Regions from separate parts of the Homo sapiens genome. Here region 1 is linked to region 2. Evidence: chromatin loops called from intact Hi-C (ENCODE). Cell type or tissue: endothelial cell of umbilical vein. All regions are shown on one strand. Each heading gives the region's core, and the rest is flanking DNA. Links, peaks and the distances in the headings are about the cores only. Region 1 overlaps LOC105369823 (a long non-coding RNA gene). Region 2 overlaps YEATS4 (YEATS domain containing 4).

Region 1 (5,534 bases), core at 280-5,279, 250 kb before region 2:
TGTCACCCAGGCTGGTGTTCAGTGGCACAATCTCATCACACTGCAACCTCTGCCTCCTGGGTTCAAGTGATTCTCGTGCCTCGGCCTTCTGAGTCGCTGGGATTACAAGCATGCCCCACCATACCCGGCTAATTTTTGTATTTTTAGTAGAGACGGAGTTTCACCATGCTGGCCAGGCCACTCCTGGCCTCAAGTGATCTGCCCACCTTGGCCTCCCAAAGTGCTGGGATTACAGGCGTGCACCACTGTGCCCAGCCTGGGATATGGAATGTGTTAAAGCCAGCTTTACTCTCCTAAGGACAAAGGCAAGCCAGTAAGTGGAGGAAGAAACAGCTAAGCCAGAGTTGGTAAATCCTGCTGGTGGGAGAGATGACTAAGGACAAGATCAAGCCCCCTCACTGCAGGGGAAATAAAACTTCTAAAAGTTATAAGTCCAAAAGTTGATAAAAGACTGGAGTTAGGCAAAACGTCAAATATAAGAGGCAAGAATATGCCCATGTTCTTGAGTTCTTTCCGTGATGGGCACTGGCTTTGTGTTTGGCCAACATAAAGTTTAGAGCCACTTTCCTCTGAATATTTCAAGTGATACTCAGAGAGCCTGTGGAAGGAGCACTGAGGCGTTTGAGAGCAAAGAGCAGAAAGCCAGCGTCAGAGTGGAAACAACCGTGTCCTTCAGCTGTTCCATCAAGGTCGATGGGGTATGGCCCCCCAGCCACCAGTGCAGTTCTCTGCAGCTGCCTCACCTCCAGTACCCAAGGCTAAGGGAGTCGATGTCTCTCCCACACACAGTTTTTGCAAATCCCACTCTGTTGTTACCCCACTGAAACATGCAGCGTAGGGTGGGGCACAGTGGCTCACACCTGTAATCCCAACATTAAGAGGCCAAGGCAAGAGGATTGCTTGAGGCCAGGAGTTTGAGACCCACCTGGGCAACATAGTAAGACCCCATCTCCACACACACAAAAAAAAACTTAAAAATTAACCAGGCATGCTGGCATGTGCCTATAGTCCCAGCTACTCAGAAAGCTAAGACAGGAGGATGGCCTGAGCCTAGGGGGTCAAGGCGGCAGTGAGCTATGATCACGCCACTGTGCTTCAGCCTGGGTGATGAAGTGAGACTGTCTCCAAAAAACAAAACAAAACAAAAACATGCAGTAAAAATCAGATATAAGTATGTGTCCTAGGATTCAGAGCTGTTCAGAGTTGGTGGTGACATCTAAAACTGATACACACAATCCCCCTCCCTCAGGGCCTCCTAGAACCTAAAAGAGCAGATACAGGGTGGCATGGGCATCACTGCCGCCCTGCATCCATAACACCTGCTGGCTGGGTACCAGCCAGGTATCTTCTCTACGTATTTTTCAGCAGACAATGTGTACTTTCTATGGTCTGTGGTCCACAGTATACCAGGGGAGTAAGTTCTTCTTGTTTTTTGTTTGTTTGTTTGTTTTTCCTAGAGATGGATCTTGATGGATCTTGCTATGCTGCCCAGGCTGGCCCTGAGCTCCTGGACTCAAGTGATCCTCCCACCTCAGCCTCTTGAGTAGCTGGGACTACTGCGATATGCCACTGTGCCTGGTTTATGAGCTCTGATTTTACATTCCACATATAAAACATATTTTTATATATGTTTTTATATATGTTTTATATATACATTCCACATAAAAAACATATTACATATTCCACATATAAAACCAAATTTCAAACATGGCCTGGTCAACATTTGTGAAGAAGTGAGGTCTTTGAACATAAAAGTAAGAATATGAGCTTTGGGCCGGGTATGGTGGCTCACGCCTGTAATCCCAACACTTTGGGAGGCCAAGGTGGGCAGATCACCTGAGGTCAGGAGTTGGAGAGCAGCCTGGCCAACATGACAAAACCCCATCTCTACTAAAAATACCAAAAAAATTAGCCAGGCTTGGTGGCAGGTGCCTGTAATCCCAGCTACTCAGGAAGCTGAGGCAGAAGAATCACTTGAACCCAGGCGGCAGAGGTTACAGTAAGCTAAGATTGCACCATGGCACTCCAGCCTGGGTGACAGAGCGAGATTCTCTCTCTCAAAAAAAAAAAAAAAAAAAGTGGAATATGAGCTTTGGACTTAGATTTCATGGATTCAAATCTTGGATAGACCACTTTTGGTGACAAGTTACTTAACCTTTCTGTGACTTGGTTTTCTCACAAATGAAATGGAGATAATAGTAATACCTATTTTTGTGGGTATTAATAAACTCATATTACACAGCTAGCCATATAGCATACACAATACATACTTGCCATCATGTTTATATCATCATATTATTAAATAGTATGGTGATTAAGAGCTGAGGCACTGCTCTAGTCGGGCTCAAACACTTACTAGCTGTAAGACCTTGAGCAAGCTACCGAACATCCCTTAACCTCAATTTCATCAACTACAAAATTGTGTTAATGCCAGAACCTTCCTCGTCAGGTTGTTTGAAAAATTAAATGAAATTGTGAAGATAAAGCTATTAATATGGGGTCTGATGCAAAGTTATGACTCAATAATTATTAACTATTTTTAATATTAGTTAATAAAATGGGCCAGACTTTGGAGCAAAACATTTGGGATTTTTTTTCCTCTCCTTCCCCCTCCTCAGATTTCATAATTTTTAATGTTTCTTCCCTGAAAGTATATAAGTGACTATTTTGCGAAGTCAAATATCTATGGACATTATTTCTTAAATCTCCTACCTTGGACCGATTTGATAAAAACAGCGTATAACAAACTACACGTGGCAGAAGCAAAGGCCAAGGGAGGAACACCAGCGAGGGTTTCTCCACGCTGCCTCCAGGTGGCAGCACTTAGCATGGCGAGCCTCAAAAGGCCCAGATGAGAGCCTCCGCTTCAATCCATCTGAAACCAAGGGTGGAAGCTATGTTCATCCCTGAGGGCGACTGAAGATTCTCAGATGCACTTGTCATTGCCTCTGGGGAAGGAGGCTTGGGACATGGATGGACAGGGCTGGGGCGATCAGGGCTGCCCCTAACGTATGCAGAGCCCCTGTGTGTGTAAATAATTTGAGTCATTCCAAATCAGTATGTTGAAAAAAACAAAACACCGCACCAGACCCAGGAGTGACCCATGCATCAGTCAGGTTACTCCTGGAAGCAGGGCCTGCAGGAAACCCCACACGCCTTAGAGCGCCTTGTCCAGATGGCATTGCCAGCCCCGCCAGTCCCAGGCACCAGGGAGGGACTTGAATATGAGAAACTTTAGAGGAAGATGCTTCAAAGCACAGAGGGGCTTTTGAGTAGAAACAGCCTTTCTTATGGGCGGGGGGTTCTGCATCCCTGAGTCCAAGATAATACACAAGCACACACACTTTAATTATTTCTTTAAGCTCTTGTTAATGTTTAAAATCTCCCCTTCTAAATGGATTGCTTACCAAAGACAGAATCCAAGAAATTGGCAGCTGAGGGTCTTATCAGGAGGGGGATATGGGCCTGGCACGGTGGCTCACGTCTGTAATCCCAGCACTTTGGGAGGCCGAGGCAGGTGGATCACCTGAGGTCAGGAGTTCGAGACCAGCCTGACCAACATGGAGAATCTCTTCAAATCAGTGGGGAATGTGGAATGGAGAGCCTCTTCATCTGCAAGACATCAAGGAATAGACCTCAGAGGCTGCTGATACCCACTGGCTCCCGGTTGGTTGGAGTAAATGCATTCACAGTAGGTCTTCATGTCACTGACCTTCTGTTCTTAGAACCTTGAGGTGAGAAGGAAATTTTTGTGTCACCTGGTTCAGTGCCTTGTTGTGTGGTAGAATTCTCTCTACAATCATCCTGCCAAGATTCATCCAGCTGGAATCCCTTTAGTGAAAGACAATTCACCCTTCCTGAGACAACACACTGCATGCTGGGACATTACACTCTTTAGAGGCCTTCTCCATGTTGAGTGAAAAGCTGTCCCCTGACAGCCAGATCCCACTGGTTCTGATTCTGCCTGTGGGTCCACACCTAAGTAGTCCATCCTCCTGCCTGCTCAGGACCTGCCTCAAACATCTGAAGAGTATGATGCTTCTATACATGCCCTCAACACACACACACACACACGCGTGCACACACACACACCGTTTCTTGAGACCAAACCTTGCCAAACCAAGAATCAAATTGTTCTTTACATCTGATGATCTTGAGTCCTTCCACTGTCCTGATCTGTCTCTGCTGGCGGTGTCATAAATGGTCCTACTCAAATGTGCACCCAGAAGCAAGCACAGTACTCCCCATATTTGATGGGTGGGAGGTGGAATTTTTTTTTTAACCAGTGCAAAGTAGAGCAGCAAAATCAGCCTCCTTGTTAGGAACACTCAGCTTCTAACCATGTGGCCCACGATGCTGTACCTCCCAGAACCTAGACCACTGTCTGGCACTGGGTAGACACTCAAGAAGTATTTGTTTAATATACATGAATGATATTTTGAAAGTGTAAGTTCATTTTTGTTTTACCTTTTTGTAGTAGCAGTTAGTGATTGTTGTTGCCAATAGTCAGGAGGAACTTTGGGATTTCATATCTGACGTGACTCTGCAGGCTGGGCTATTGGCTACCTGTAGCAAAGTCTACTAATTGTCTCCCAGTATCCATTCTATGGATCACAAGTGACTACATTTGGGCAATAGAATGTGAGCAAAGCATGACAGGTGCAATTTGCAGATCATCTCCTGGAAGGAGAAGCTGTGGCGCTCCCTTTCTGCATTCCTGCTGTCTGAGAGATGGGTGACTGGAGCGATCTTGGAAGCCACGTGTTGAGGATGACAGGAGCCACCCCCTGACCCTGGACCTGTTTCATGACTTGTGTGACACTGGATTTGGGGGTCCCTTTGTTATAGCATTTCAGCTGGTATCCTAACTAATACAACAACATATCCTAGAATTTTATCTCAGGACCTCTTCATAGTATCAGCCCTCTCTCCCATATTACCGTTTAGTAATATTCCAGATCCCGTTACTGCCAGTACCATAATCACAAGGTCTCTGAGCAACAATGACAATTCCAAGGACTAACCTTAGGCTTACTGTTGTCAATCAACATTCGACACTCTTGACCGGGTGTAGTGGCTCACACCTGTAATCCCAGCACTTTGGGAGGCCAAGGTGGGCAGATCATTTGAGGTCAACTAGCCAACATGGTGAAACCCCATCTCTACTGAAAATACAAGAGGTAGCTAGGCCTGGTGGTGCACGCCTGTAATCCCAGCTACTCAGGAGGCTGAGGGACAAGAATCTCTTGAACCTGGGAGGTGGAGGTTGTAGTGAGCCAAGATCACACCACTGTACTCCAGCCTACACTTTAAAAACTCCAAGGCAAAAATATCTGGACAATAGTTGAAAAAATGAAATTTAATTAAAATATTGAAAGTGTTATTATAAGAAGAAATCATCAAATAAAGACAGAGATGCCAACTTATTTTCTCCTCAAGGTCACTACCAGCGACAGCTTTGCCTTTGATCCTGTTGTTTTCTTTGACCTATTTATGGTGCACCTACTAGTCTCACAGCAACCATGCAGTGTCAG
Region 2 (5,197 bases), core at 198-5,197:
AATTTTGATGCCTGTCAAAAGGGTAATAAGCTATACATATACTACAATAAACATTTTTAAAAACTGTGCTTAATATCATAGAATTTTCTTAAAATGGGTTGGTAAAATACCTATATAGCATCCATTCTTACACACATATTTTCCATTAAAGATTGCTTAAATAGTACAAATTCCTATTGCTAAGAAATTCATGGTCAACAGCTGTATATGAAGTTCCTCTAAGAAACATCACAGCATTTGCAGTAAGTCCATTTCTCCAGTGAAGCCCACCTTATTTTCAGTTTAGCTTACTACCAAGTTCTCATGAGAACTGTTTATATGTCTTTTGCTTGGTCATCTTCTTCAAGTTTTCTGATTTCATTTTTTAAACAATTTATAGTTTCACGACTTGCTTTTAATCTCTCCTTAAGCTCTGCAATCTCAAAGCTTGTTTTTTTCTTAGCAGCTTCTAATTTTTCTCTGGTTTTCACTTCAAGCTCTGCAACTAAAGAAAACAAATACTTTTACTAAAGTATTTTTCTCACATGTTTAAGATATATGACAGGGTAATAAATATGGCATTTCCTGACGACAATGTTTCCATGATGAAATGTGGATAACTTAAGAATTACAACATTAAACATGGGTGCAGGTTGGGGGAGGGGAAGAATGTCTGAATTCCCAAGAGAGGATCTAAGATGTTTCCTACAACTAAAAATAAAATTCTGGTCACCAACTCACAGTTAAAATTTTAAGACATAATGTCCTTTTTTCCATACACATATTAAGATTGAAATAAGGGGGCACACAAACCCAAGATACATCAGCTAATGAGAGGTGACTGGGCGCAGTGGCTTATGTCTGTAATCCCAGCACTTTGGGAGGCTAAGGCAGGTGGATCACTTGAGGTCAGGAGTTCGAGACCAACCTGGCCAACATAGCAAAACCTCGTCTCTATCAAAAATACAAAATTAGCAGGGCGTGGTGGTGCACACCTGTAATCCCAGCTACTCTGGTGGCTGAGGCATGAGAATCACTTGAACTTGGGAGGCAGAGGTTGCAGTGAGCTGAGATGACGCTAGTGCACTCCAGCCTGGTCGACAGAGTGAGACTCTGTCTTAATGGGTGGGGGTGGGGGGGAAGCGTTAACTACAAGTATTCTTAAATTTATATACAGGTGAAACTTTTTTTTTTTTTTTTTGAGATGGAGTCTCGCTCTTGTCGCCCAGGCTGGAGAGCAGTGGCATGATCTCAGCTCACTGCAACCTATGCCTCCCAGGTTCAAGCAATTCTCCTGCCTCAACCTCCTGAGTAGTTGGGACTACAGGTGCATGCTGCCATGCCCGGCTAATTTTTTGTATTTTAGTAGAGACGGGGTTTCACCGTGTTGCCCAGGCTGACTGCGAACTCCTGAGCTCAGGCAATCCGCCCTCCTTAGCCTCCCAAAGTGCGGGGATTACAGGCATAAGCCACCAGGCCCGGCCCAGGTGAAACTTATAAACAAAATCACACTATCAATACAAGCCAATATCTTTTTTTCAAATAGGTGGCAATAACTGCTAAAATTTGAATCCCAGCTCTGCCACTTACTAGCTGTGACACTGTAAGCTATTTCACCTATGTTCCTCACTTATGAAACAGAAATGATAATGGCAAATACTTCATAATATTATTTGTTGAGAAAACTTTTGAGACAGGATCTTACTCTGTCACCCAGGCTGGAGTGCAGTGGTGTGATCTTGGCTCACTGCAAACTCTCACTCCCGGGTTCAAGTGATTATCCCACCTCAGCTTCCCAAGCAGCTGGGATTACAGGTGTGAGCCACCACACCCAGCCTGTTGAGAAGACTTAATGAATTAATTTATGTAAAGTACCCAGAATACTGCCTGGTACAGAAAAAGCCCTATCAACTATTGTTATGAGAAAAGAGAAACATTAAGTGATATCTGAAACTATCTATCTATAACAAAGTACTAAAGAAATGTTACTGCAAAACAGGACACATCTATTTAAATATGCCACTTGGATATGTAGCATGATGTTTTACAAAGAAAAATATCTGCTTGTGTCTAACATTTCCATCTTGTGGACATTTTTGGTAACTGCTGCTCACTATTAAAGTACACTTATACTTACTTTCACTAATAAAAGATGGTCACTAATTGGAAGCCAGATGGTTTGGTGGGAAAAAAACCCAACTATGGAAACAGAAAAGATCTGATTTCAAATAAACCCTTGCTTCCTTATTAGCCGAATGCTAACATTTCTAAGGCTCCATCAATCTCTTTGTACGATACAGCTAAAACTAGGTATTTCTCAGAGGATTTACGAAGATTACATGAAGTAATTATATGTAAAGCATCTAGCACATAAAAAACATGCAATACACGGTAAAACCCTGTCTCTACTAAAAATACAAAAAATTAGCTGGGCATGGTGGCGAGCACTTGTAGTCCCAGCTACGCGTGAGGCTGAGGCGGGAGAATGGCGTGAACGCAGGAGGCGGAGCTTGCAGTGAGCCGAGATCGCGCCCTGCACTCCATCCAGCCTGGGCGACAGCGCGAGACTCTGCCTCAAAAAAAAAAAATAAAAATAAAAAAAATAAAAAAATTCAATGAATATTAATGAGTTCTTTCCTTATTTTGCTCATTGCTGGTGACTTGCTTTTTGTGATTGTCAAAACAATTCATATTTTACTTTGTAATTCTTTTCATTCTTTTACAAATTATTTTTATACATAGGTAGTACACACAAGATTACAAATTAAAAGATTAAAGAGTAGACAGTGAAAAAATATGCCCTTCTACTACACTTGTTCCCCAGCCTGCCATGACCAATCAGTGCTTCTTCCCAGAGATAATCACTGTTGTGTTCTCTGATATCTTCCCAGAAATAGTCTGCTGATATACAAAGCATATACCCAAGTGCAGTTTCTTCTTCTTCCCAACACAAGTGGTATCATTCTATACACATTGTTTTGCACCTTGCTGTTTCACTTAACATTATATCTGGAAGCTCACCCTATAACACAGAGCTGTCTCATTCTTTTTAATGACTACAGAGGACCTAATTGAATGGATAAATAAAATTCATTTAGTCTGCCCCCTATTGATGTACACTCAGAGTATCTCCATTTTTTTCTTTTACAAACAATGCAATAATGTGTATGCTGTAAATAATCATTTTAGTATATTTGTAGGATAAATTCCTGGAAATGGAACTGTTATAGAATATATATGTACTTGTAATTCTGGAAGAACATCAAGCAACTCAAAAGGATCTACCAATTTATAATCCCATTAGCATTGTGTCTGTTTCCCTACTGCATCAACTTTTTGGTCTTACCTAACCTGAAAGGTTAAAAACAGTATTTCTGTAATTCGCATTCATCTTATTACTATTGGGGCTGACTCATCTTTTTTATAATGTTTGAGACATTTCTCCCTTTCTACAAATGATCTGTTTTCCTTTTGCTCATTTTCCTATTGGGTTATTGGCCTTTCTTATTGATTTGTAAGAGCTATATACAGCTTTATACAGTAGTCCCCCCTCATCCATGGTTTCATTTTCCATGCTTACAGTTAGCCACTGTCAATAGCGGTCTGAAAATAGGTGAGTAAAAAGTAGAATAAGATTTTTTTGGGGGGTGGGGTGGGGAAAGAGCACACATTTACATAACTTTTATTAGAGTTCATTGTTATAATGTTCTATTTTATTAATTAGTGTTGTTAATCTTTTATTGTGCCTAATTTATAAATTAAACTTTATCATAGGTATATATGTATAGGAAAAAACAGTATATAGGGCTTGGTACTATCTGTAGTTTTAGGCATCCACTGGGGTTCTTGGAATGTGTCCTCTCCAGATAAAGGGGGACTACTGTATGTTAAGAAACTAGTCATTTGTGACATGAGTACATTTTTCTATGGCCTGTCAGTCTTTAGACTTTGTTCCCAGTGCTTTTTACTATGCAGAAATTTGTATTCCCCTATACCCTCTCTCCCCACATCAATTTAAAAAACACACTGAATGATATGCGCTTTGTTAGATGCTGGGGTACAGAGGCAGGAAACAGGTAAGAAAAAAATGCACTAATGTTATGAGGTAATCATAGGGAACGACAAGAGTAGACTGGATTCAAATCAAGTAGAAAGGGTGAGTTTTATGAAGGAGGGCTTCTTGGTAGTAGTAACATCTAAACTGAATTTTAAACAATGAGAAAGGAGTTAGGTAAATGAAGTGGGCATACAGGCCCAGGAAGCAGCATAAAGACAAGGAGTCCTGTATAGCTGTAAGCGGTAGTTTTAAAACTAGCCAGGGAGACCTGATTAACTCAATTGTCAGAAGGACAGCATTCACTGTAGATATAACATAGATTTGTTGTTTGATTCATGATACTTTTATTTTTGACAACTTGTAAGACTGCGAAGGGCACTAGATGTTTGGAAGAAGACATGAGTTAATTAGCAATGAGATCCTGGGGGAAAACATTTTAAAACTTCTTTTAGCTTGTTCCAGTGTTCTGCTTCCTATGTGTTAAATGCTTATACAAAAAAAGAAAAGTTTCTGTTTTTAATTTCCCAATGAAGCTCAATTTCGAGAAAACAAATCCAAAGAATTACTACTTTTATAAAGTCAGTTCAGCATACTGGTTAGGAGACAGACTATCAGGCTTTTTACAACTTATTAGTTAAGTGGACAGATTTTGGGTTTAAAATGCAGGCTCTACTGGGTAATTTTGGGCAAGTTATCAAATCTTTCTAGAGCTTTTACCTACAAAATGGTGCTAATCATAGTATCTTCCTCCTAGGGTTATTTTAGAGTATTAAATAAGTTAAGAAATGGAAAGTGCTTGTCAGGTACATAGTAAGCTCTCACTAAGTGTTCACTATCATTTTTACTATTTCTTGAAGAAGCAACTAAAAAGCTAGATCATTAGTGCTTAAACTTCCAATATACTCCATAATAAATATTCTCTCTATAAAAATACTATTAAATTTTTGGAGCCTAAGTTCTGAGGACTGCCAGGGATCAAGTTCTGATTCTACTACTAACTAGCTGTGTGACCCTGGGCAAGTTTCTTAACCTCCTTATACCTCGGTTTCCTTTTCTAAATATTACCTAATAAAGCTGTTATAGAATTAAGTGAGTTTATACATGTACAGACTCAGAAGAATACAAATAGTAAGCACTGAATAAGTCTGGCATTTTATTATT

Evidence for each region. Hi-C counts contacts between places; a loop is a spot of excess contacts. Peaks named below come from ENCODE experiments on the same cell type or tissue, not always from the same donor. Only the 100,000 strongest peaks of a DNase experiment are listed, where the experiment ranks them.
Region 1: a loop joins it to region 2, with 10 times the contacts of the local background. A loop is called at or near these places in 13 of 110 quality-filtered maps.

The regions. Positions count from the first base shown.
Region 1 is chr12:69,636,888-69,642,421 of GRCh38, reverse strand. LOC105369823 (a long non-coding RNA gene) reads right to left here. Exons shown (of 5, transcript XR_007063358.1): 3 at 3,408-3,612. Among named protein-coding and RNA genes, the nearest start is that of LRRC10, 29 kb to the right of the region's middle. RefSeq lists an enhancer at 2,873-2,952. In endothelial cell of umbilical vein, for the core only: a CTCF peak has its summit at 2,812 (motif pointing right); a DNase peak (open chromatin) is centred at 2,821.
Region 2 is chr12:69,385,434-69,390,630 of GRCh38, reverse strand. YEATS4 (YEATS domain containing 4) reads right to left here. Exons shown (of 7, transcript NM_006530.4): 7 at 1-484. The coding sequence ends at 315. Among named protein-coding and RNA genes, the nearest start is that of YEATS4, 28 kb to the right of the region's middle. In endothelial cell of umbilical vein, for the core only: a CTCF peak has its summit at 2,090 (motif pointing left); DNase peaks (open chromatin) are centred at 570 and 2,060; H3K27ac peaks cover 625 bases.